2 separate regions of the Homo sapiens genome follow, and region 1 is linked to region 2. The links are chromatin contacts, found by Hi-C or POLR2A ChIA-PET in ENCODE. All regions are on one chromosome and are shown on one strand. Each heading gives the region's core, a stretch centred on a gene start or an enhancer-like site at or near the end of the contact. The rest is flanking DNA. Distances are from core to core; before and after follow the strand shown.

Region 1 (4,026 bases), core at 127-2,626, 73 kb before region 2:
GACTCCTGCACCTGCACAGTTCCCCCCACCCCAACCCTGTGGCTGCTACTGCTGTGGGAGCCTGGCTAACATGAAGGCCTTGTCCATCCACCAGGCCTGACCGGGCAGGCTCTCTTCTTTCAGGAATTTTATGGGCAAGGGGAGGAGGGCCCCACTGGTGGTGCCACAGGGCAAGGAACAGGCCAAGGCGGTGGCAGTGACCAGGGCAGCGACCACTGGGTGTACCCTGCAGTGTGGCCTAGAAGGCTGAAGCGTTGCGGTCCCTGGGAGCCCTCGGAGCCCATGCGGACAAGCTTGACCACTTCTAGCCAGGGCCTCGGTGGCTGTTCCTCCCCTCGGGATCTCCATTTCATATATCAAATAAAGGTTTCGGTGGACGTGTCTAAGTGCCCTCCCAGCTTTTGGAAACACTGAGACTGAAACCCCGGGTGGTTCAAAAGACTCATGAGTGGCTCACAGGCCAGGAGCCAATGGCCAAATAATCACATTCCTCACAATCAAATGAAATTCTCCCAGCTGGCCTGTTGTAGATCTCGGGTCGAGATTCATGCACTGTAAACACTTGGTATCAACTGGCTGACGAGTTGCAGCCTGCACCGGAGAAGCAAGAGGGAATGGCTTCCATCTATCTTCCCAAAGCCAACTCAGAGGGTCTGTGCCGTGTCTCAACCCTGGCAGGCCCAGATTGAAGGCACGAGAACACGGATTTGCAGTCCCTTGTGATCAGGGTCCAGAATCAGCTCAGCAAGGTGGAGTGAGTCTCATGGGCCCCCAGCAATTGGCACAGGGGCTTGGGACCCAGGCCTCCAGGCTTCCCCGCACATTCCCGGCGCTGCCCCCTCCACACCACAGAGACCCGCGACCCCTGCCCCACTGCTCCTTCGGCCTCTTCTTCGCTGCCCCCCTGGACTCACGTAGCGTTTTGAAGGTGAATTCTGCTTACGGTGAATGCCATTTTGAGGTCGTCTGTGGACAGAGGCTTCTGTGGATCAGTGTAAACGACAGAAACGTGCCTGGCCAGTGCTGTACTTGCCATGCGTAACCAGAAAAAGGTTACAGGATGCAAAGGCTCAGTGATCACAGCTGAGACCCAACTCCTCCTTGGCAGGGATCAAGTTCAAACTTTTAACCTCCTCACCAGGCTCGGGTTTCCTCTCCCCTCCCCTCCTGCCCCTGAGGATGGGGGTCTCCAAAAAAACCTGAGTCCCTTCTTTCCTAGAAGTTCAAACTTGTGGTCCCAGGGAGTCCACAGCCTGAGGAATTCAGGGCAAGAAGGGATCACGTGCCCTTGTTTCACAGGTGACTAACAGCCTCCGGGAGCCCATCCAGGCTGAGAGCTGTCAGACATGAGTCAGTGGTTTCCTGCTGGACTGGGGAGGACACCTGCAGTCCCCACCCGCACCTGGCTGTTCCACACTGGCTGCTCCACAATGGCAGTGGACAGGTGGGTGGGGAGATGCAAGCCTTGGCCCCACCGTCACCTCACAGTGCTCGGTCCAAGATTCGCCCCTGAGCCCAAACACCCATCCCCCATCCCTCCCACCACCCCTCCATCTATTTACGCACACAGTGTGTGGTGGGAACCGGTGAGAGCAGCATTGCTGAAGCCATGAGAGGAAAGGGTTGGCAGCACCGATGTGCTGACTGTCCTCTGCCCTCACCCCACATCTGTCCTTCCCTGTCTTCCTGACACACTGCCCAGGTAGACCCTCCCTCACCTCCTCCTAATAAGCTCCCTGGGCTCTAAATCACTCTCCATATTGCCTGCCAGGGATCTTTCTAAAACACAAACCTTGGCTGGCATAGATGGTGGCTCACACCTATAATCCCAGCCCTTTGGGAGTGCAAGGCAGGGGGATTGCTTGAGGCCAGGAGTTCCAGACCAGCCTGGGCAACATAAGACCCTGTCTCTTTAAAAAAAAAAAAAGAAAGAAAAAGAAAAAAGAAAAACCCTGGACAGCATTTAACAAGTGCCCCTCCTGTTAAATACTGTCTAGATCCCTTGGAAGGGAACGGGAGGCTTCACAACTGGATCCAACTTGCCTGAGTCATCTCTGGCTCCTAGGAGACATTGATAAATGTTGATGAATGAATGGATGGATAAATGCATAGCACACCCCAGACTCTGGAGGGGCTCACACCCTAAAGATTGTACCACCTCCTAACATCAGGGATCCTGAGCCACAAGCAGGGCCAGCTGGAAAGGCCAGGCCCCAGCAGTAATGGGTAGGTACATGGACGTTGTCCTCTAGTCCTGGGTGCTGCCCCATAGCTCCTTCCAGTGGGGAATAGGCCTAGATCAGTATCCTTCCACCCAGGAGGGTCCTCAGGACTCTAGGGCCCTCAGTTCTTCAGGTCCTTCCTGGGCAGTCTACTGGGGGACCACCTCCCTGGAACAGGTCTCTGAGCCAGCGACCATGACTGCTTTTGGGGGCCCTGACACCAGCTCAGATACTTAGTTATGCAAAAGTGAGTTTCATGAGAGTTGGGCTGTAATATGGGACTGTGGCCTCTTCAGGTGCAGAGTGATTTTTTTCCAATGCTGAGCTAGAGGGCCCCTTGGGTCCTGCTCAATATTTCCCACCCCTGGGGCAGTCCTGGGGCCAAGAAGCTTCCTTAGAGAATGCAGATTCCTGACACTGTCTTCAGCAAGTATTTCTAGGACACCCCTCCCTCTTTGTCTGGGGCCCAGGGAGTGCAGGCCTCAGGGCTTTGATTGTAGTCACCAGCCAGGTAAACCCAATGGGAGACTCAGTTCTGAAGCTTCTGCAGTAGTTTGTAGCCAGCCAAGAAAGGCTATGCGGAAGCCTCATACGTGCTGATGGGAATGGCAAATTGACTGCTTTAGAAGGTACTTCAGCAGTTTCTTTAAAAGTTAAATATTTTCCCGGACGCGGTGGCACACGCGTGCAATCTCAGCTACTCAGGAGGCTGAGGCAGGAGAATCGCTTGAACCTGGGAGGCGGAGATTGCAGTGAGCCGAGATCGCGCCATTGCACTTCAACCTGGGTGACAGGGCGAGACTCCGTCTCAAAAAAAAAAAAAGTTCAATATTTCTATTCTGCTGTATTGGCCTAAAGAACAACAACAACAAAACATTAAACATATCTATTACATGACCCAGCCATTCCACTCCTATATACTGAATGATTGATTAATTGACTGACTGAGACAGGGTCTTGCTCTGCCGTCCAGGCTACAGTGCAGTGGTACAATCATAACTTACTGGCTACAGTGCAGTGGTACAATCATAACTTACTACAGCCTCGAACTGCTGGGCTCAAGCAATCCTCCTGCCTCAGCCTCCTGAGCAGCTAGGACTACAGGCTCATGCCACCATGTACAGCTAATTTTTAAATATTTTGTAGAGAAGTGGTCTCACTGTGTTGCCCAGGCTGGTCTGGAACTCCTGGCCTCAAGAGATCCTCCCACCTCTGCCTCCCAAAGTGCTGGGATTATAGGCATGAGCCACCACTCCCAGCCTTCACTACTAGGTATTTACCCAAGGGAAATAAAAGCATGTATTCACACAGACCCTTGCATATGAACATTCATGGCAACTTTATTTGTAATGACCCCAAACTGGAATCAACCCAAATATCCATCAACAAGTGAAGAGTTAACAAATTGTGGTATAATCTATACAATGGAATACTGCTTAGCAATGAGAAGAAATTAACTATTAACATACACAGCAAGGATGAATCTCAAAATAATTACACTGAATGAAAGAACAAACAAAAATAGTACATAGTAGATAATTCCATTTATTTAAAATTCAGAAAATGCTAACTCATCTACAGTAACAGAGAGCAGCAGATGGGTGGTTGCCTGGAGACGGTGGAGATGGGAGGGAGAGATCACAAAGGGACAGGAGGAAACTTCTAGAGTTGATGGATGTGTTCATTATCTTGACGGTGGTAGCAGTTTCACAGGTGTATGCATACATATGTTAAAATTCATCAGATTGTACTTTTTAAGTATGTGCTGTTTACATATTTCAACTATATCTTAATAAAGCTGTTT
Region 2 (3,719 bases), core at 142-2,641:
CATCCCTCTGGCTAGGCGTTGAGGGGGACATTGTCCCCACATGTGATATACAATGAGCTGCCTGTGGGTGATAGGGCAGTAGATTCCTGGCCACCCAGCCATCACCTGTTTCTCCCGCACTGGCTGATCCCCCAAAGGAAGGTTCCAGAGACCTGACACAAAATCCTCAGTCTTGTTAATGTGCTCAATGCATGTTCCAGAACTTCAGCCAGTCCCTGCAGTGGGACCCTGGCTCAAGCGCCATCAACCTTGACTTCTTCCTGTCTCATTGGTGGCCATAGCTGCTCTGGGCAGCTTCCTCCAAGACCCCCCGACCCTCCTAAACCAGCCTTAGAGGGTATGGTCCAGCATCCCTTACCCCTCCAGGACTAGACAGCCCAGCCAGATACTAGCTGTGGCCCCTAGCCACTACTTCTTCATCCCTCTCACCTCTCCTGAGGCCTATTTCTACAAATAGACCATACTGGGGCCTGCCCTGTACCCAGCTTTGCCCTCATGCCACACTCTCTCCATCCTGTCCTTGACCCCTTCCTCAGCATCCTGCACTCACACCATCCCTTTCTCCCCTCTAGGAGGATACATCTAGCAGACCCATTCTAGACCCAGCATACAGAAGGTTCCCTGCTCTGGCCTTCTCATCACCCAAAAGGACAAGAAAGTCCAGACCCATCTTTAGACAAGCTCAAGACTATGGTTCAGGCCCACCTGACATTTACAAGGAGACAGAGCCAGGGGCAGGCTTACTTTAGAAATGAACAAAAGAGTTTCCCAAGCTACCTCCCCTTTGAAATGGGCATCCCTGTTCTCATATGGGATCCAAACTGGTTTGCAAGGTAACGTGTGGTATATGGGGTGCTAGTGTAGACTATAAAATGCATTGAATCCTCCTCTGCTGCCTGCAGGGGGATGTGATGTCAACATGGATGTTGTTCTTTGCCTTCCCCATTTGCCTTTTGGGGAATATGTCCCTATCAGGAAAGTGAGTCTCTCACCCTAGGAAAGCTCTCTACTTTAAAAAATTTAGTGCAATTCTTTTTATATCAGATGGTTATATTTAAAGTATTCAAAGGCCTAGATTTGCATCGTCTTGGTTAAATTACTCATCACCCATCTCTCATCTACAACCTTTTTTTTTTTTTCATTTTATGAAGGCTTCATTTACATAAAGAGTCTTAGTTTTCCTCCAGCCAAGTAGGTGCTCATTTCTCTTGTGGGTATTTGAGTCATGTATCTACCTGCCTGGATGAACTCGGTGGGCATCTACACGGGACCTTCTGCTGCGGCACACCGTCTGCTGTGAGCTGCAGGTGCCTGGGTAGGCATCTTTCTCCCATGAGAAAGTGAAACCCAACAAGCCAGAAATGCACCTTGGCTGACAGCCCGCACACAACAGGAAGGGAGTGGGGGCAGATCCGGCAACATGATAGGGCACTTTCTTGAGAGCACAGGATTTTATAAAAAGTTGTTATGAATGTGTACCATTTATTGAGCACTTGATATGTACCAGGCATGTGCTTGTTGTATTTTTCTTCAGAATAATTATGTGATGCAGGCATCAGGCCCACTCCTTGGCTGAATAAACTAGGGCTTAGAGAAGTTGTAACTTGGCAAATGTCCCAGAGCTGGTAACCGGCAGACAGGTCTGTCTGACACCACACCCCCATGGCTGTATGTATGTGTTTACTCATTTATACCCTACTTCATTCCACGCAGGGTTTGAGGCAGCTCAGACGGAGCTGTGTGATATAGCAAAACGACACAAAGAACAATAGCAAGGAAAGCACGTTAAGGGAACTCTGAAGGTACCAGCATCTTTGTCTAGTAGCGTGTAGGTCTAGGACTGGTCTCCAAGCTTCCTAGCAGCCAAAGCAAAGAAAGCCCAATCTCTTCCCCAGTTGTTTGTGTTTGTATCATAAACACAATCCAAACACAGACCAAAGGCCAAAAGAAGCACAATATTTCCTAAGTCCAAGTTCAAAAATAAACAAATGTCTCTCAAGTGGCTCCTTAGGGAGGCTTGAATGCAATAAAAGAGTAACAGTAGAACAATTGAGGGGGCTTTGTCAGCAGCCCCAGCATAGCAGGGCCAGAGTGGCTCTGGAGTGGGGTAAGAGGCTATCAATCAACCCAGCCCCTCTTAGCTGAGTCGGGATAGCTGTCATAGCCTGGGTTCCCTGAGTGTGTGCGAATTTGTTGATGAGTTCAGGGAAGTGAAGAAGGCAGGATCAGGCAGATGGAGAAACAGACCCAGACTGTGGGTGCAAATGAGACCTCAGCAGTTCTACAGGGAACTCAGGAGCTGAGATAGCTCCTCAGAGTTGTCCCAGATGGGGGCCAAGGGACCTGGCCTTGGTACCCCCTCCCCATCTGCCAATCATTCAGAAAGGGCTTAATTTTGAGTGAGGCAGTTTGCCTCAGCTGAGGGCAATGCCTAGGGAGGGACACAGCTGTGAGATGTCCCCAGTACCCAGGGGATGGGTGCACCAGCCCTGAAGACAGGGTCTAAGTGGAAACCACGGCAGCCACCCCAAAGAGCCCTTGGGTACAGCTTTTGTGACTGAGTGCCCTGGCAATCAGGAAGCAGCTTTCCAGCCACAGAGCTCTCCTGGGACTGAGGCATCTTCCAGCGACACGGGCCTCCCACCTAGACCTGACAGGCCTCAGGACCAGCCAAGTTGCCCCTGGAATATAGCATGGCCTATGCTCTGACACACCTGTGCTCTGACCCACCGGACAGATAGGGCTTGAAGCCCCAGTGGCTGCATGGGTGACAACAACTTCAGCCTGGAAACTATTAAACACTCACCTAAGGCACACCTACCTACATTCACACAGCTTCAGAAATAAAAGCGCCACAAAGCACCTGGCTTTAGCAGTATTGTTACTTCCTGGTGAACCTGCCAAGGTAAACTGTTTGCTGAGCATACAAGGACGAGGCAGAATAAGGGAACAAGTTTGATGTTGCTGTTAAGAGGGAAACTGCTAGGGTTAGAAGACAACAACGGCCTTAGATTGTGTAAGGTTTGCCGGTAACATTCTGGACAGGAGGGTAGGAGGGATTAGGGAGAAACCCAGCTGGGCGGTGGCAATGATTTGTGGAGGGAAGAGTGGGACGGGAAGTAGAAGCCTGGGACAACTCAGGGTCGGAGGCCCCAGAGAGAGGGAGATGGGAAGGGGCTCACAGGGAACAATGGGGAGACCAGGGAAGAGGGCGAGGCCTAGAGCAGGGGAAAGGGTCGGGCTCTGAGCTATGACCCATGTCAGTTTTCATTCACAGGAGTTCTCCCTGGCCTGGGCCCAGCAGGAAGCGCTGGCACACACCTGATTACGGGCACAGTGGCAGCAGCAACCTGTTACTGTCCTTCATAGAGGTCTGGTCTCAGAGTCTTGCAGGAGGCAGAATCCACAGTTCCATCCAGGTTTCCATTTGGTTCTGCCTGGCTCTTCCAGCAGCCCTTGCAGCGCAGATGTTGTCGGTTTGAATCTGATGTGATGAACTCTTTAAATAGCTACCCTAATGGATAATCAATCATTTCAGAGCTTTAATACTAAATCAGGCCGTTGGACACATCTGGGGGCAAAGCTGTTTGTAAAGGAGCCAAAAACTGCCCTTTCTCTTTTACTTTGTGAGGCAGAATATGTCACATTAAATACCTAAGGGTCTAGGACAAGTCTCTTGTAACCTAAAAAAAAAAAAAAAAAGCTGAAGAGGTAGACTC

Evidence for each region. Hi-C counts contacts between places; a loop is a spot of excess contacts on that map. ChIA-PET counts read pairs that join two places held with the same protein, here RNA polymerase II (POLR2A). Pooled maps may share reads with other maps.
Region 1: a loop to region 2 is called in a map of astrocyte of the cerebellum, with 4 times the contacts of the local background. The contact joins two enhancer-like sites. A Hi-C loop is called at or near these places in 4 of 168 maps with a recorded cell type or tissue (astrocyte of the cerebellum, heart left ventricle, stomach and 1 more) and 3 of 50 pooled maps. POLR2A ChIA-PET finds 5 or more read pairs at or near these places in 2 of 52 experiments (activated CD4-positive, alpha-beta T cell and naive thymus-derived CD4-positive, alpha-beta T cell).

Annotation. Positions count from the first base shown.
Region 1 is chr16:68,488,546-68,492,571 of GRCh38, reverse strand. No RefSeq gene overlaps it. Among named protein-coding and RNA genes, the nearest start is that of SMPD3, 42 kb to the right of the region's middle. Within about 2 kb of position 1,376, at least 5 of the 41 ENCODE cell types and tissues checked have a DNase peak (open chromatin) inside an H3K27ac peak, as active enhancers do; they include stomach, where a contact is called at or near this core.
Region 2 is chr16:68,415,788-68,419,506 of GRCh38, reverse strand. All of the region lies in intron 1 of SMPD3 (sphingomyelin phosphodiesterase 3), which reads left to right. Among named protein-coding and RNA genes, the nearest start is that of SMPD3, 31 kb to the left of the region's middle. Within about 2 kb of position 1,391, at least 18 of the 41 ENCODE cell types and tissues checked have a DNase peak (open chromatin) inside an H3K27ac peak, as active enhancers do; they include stomach, where a contact is called at or near this core.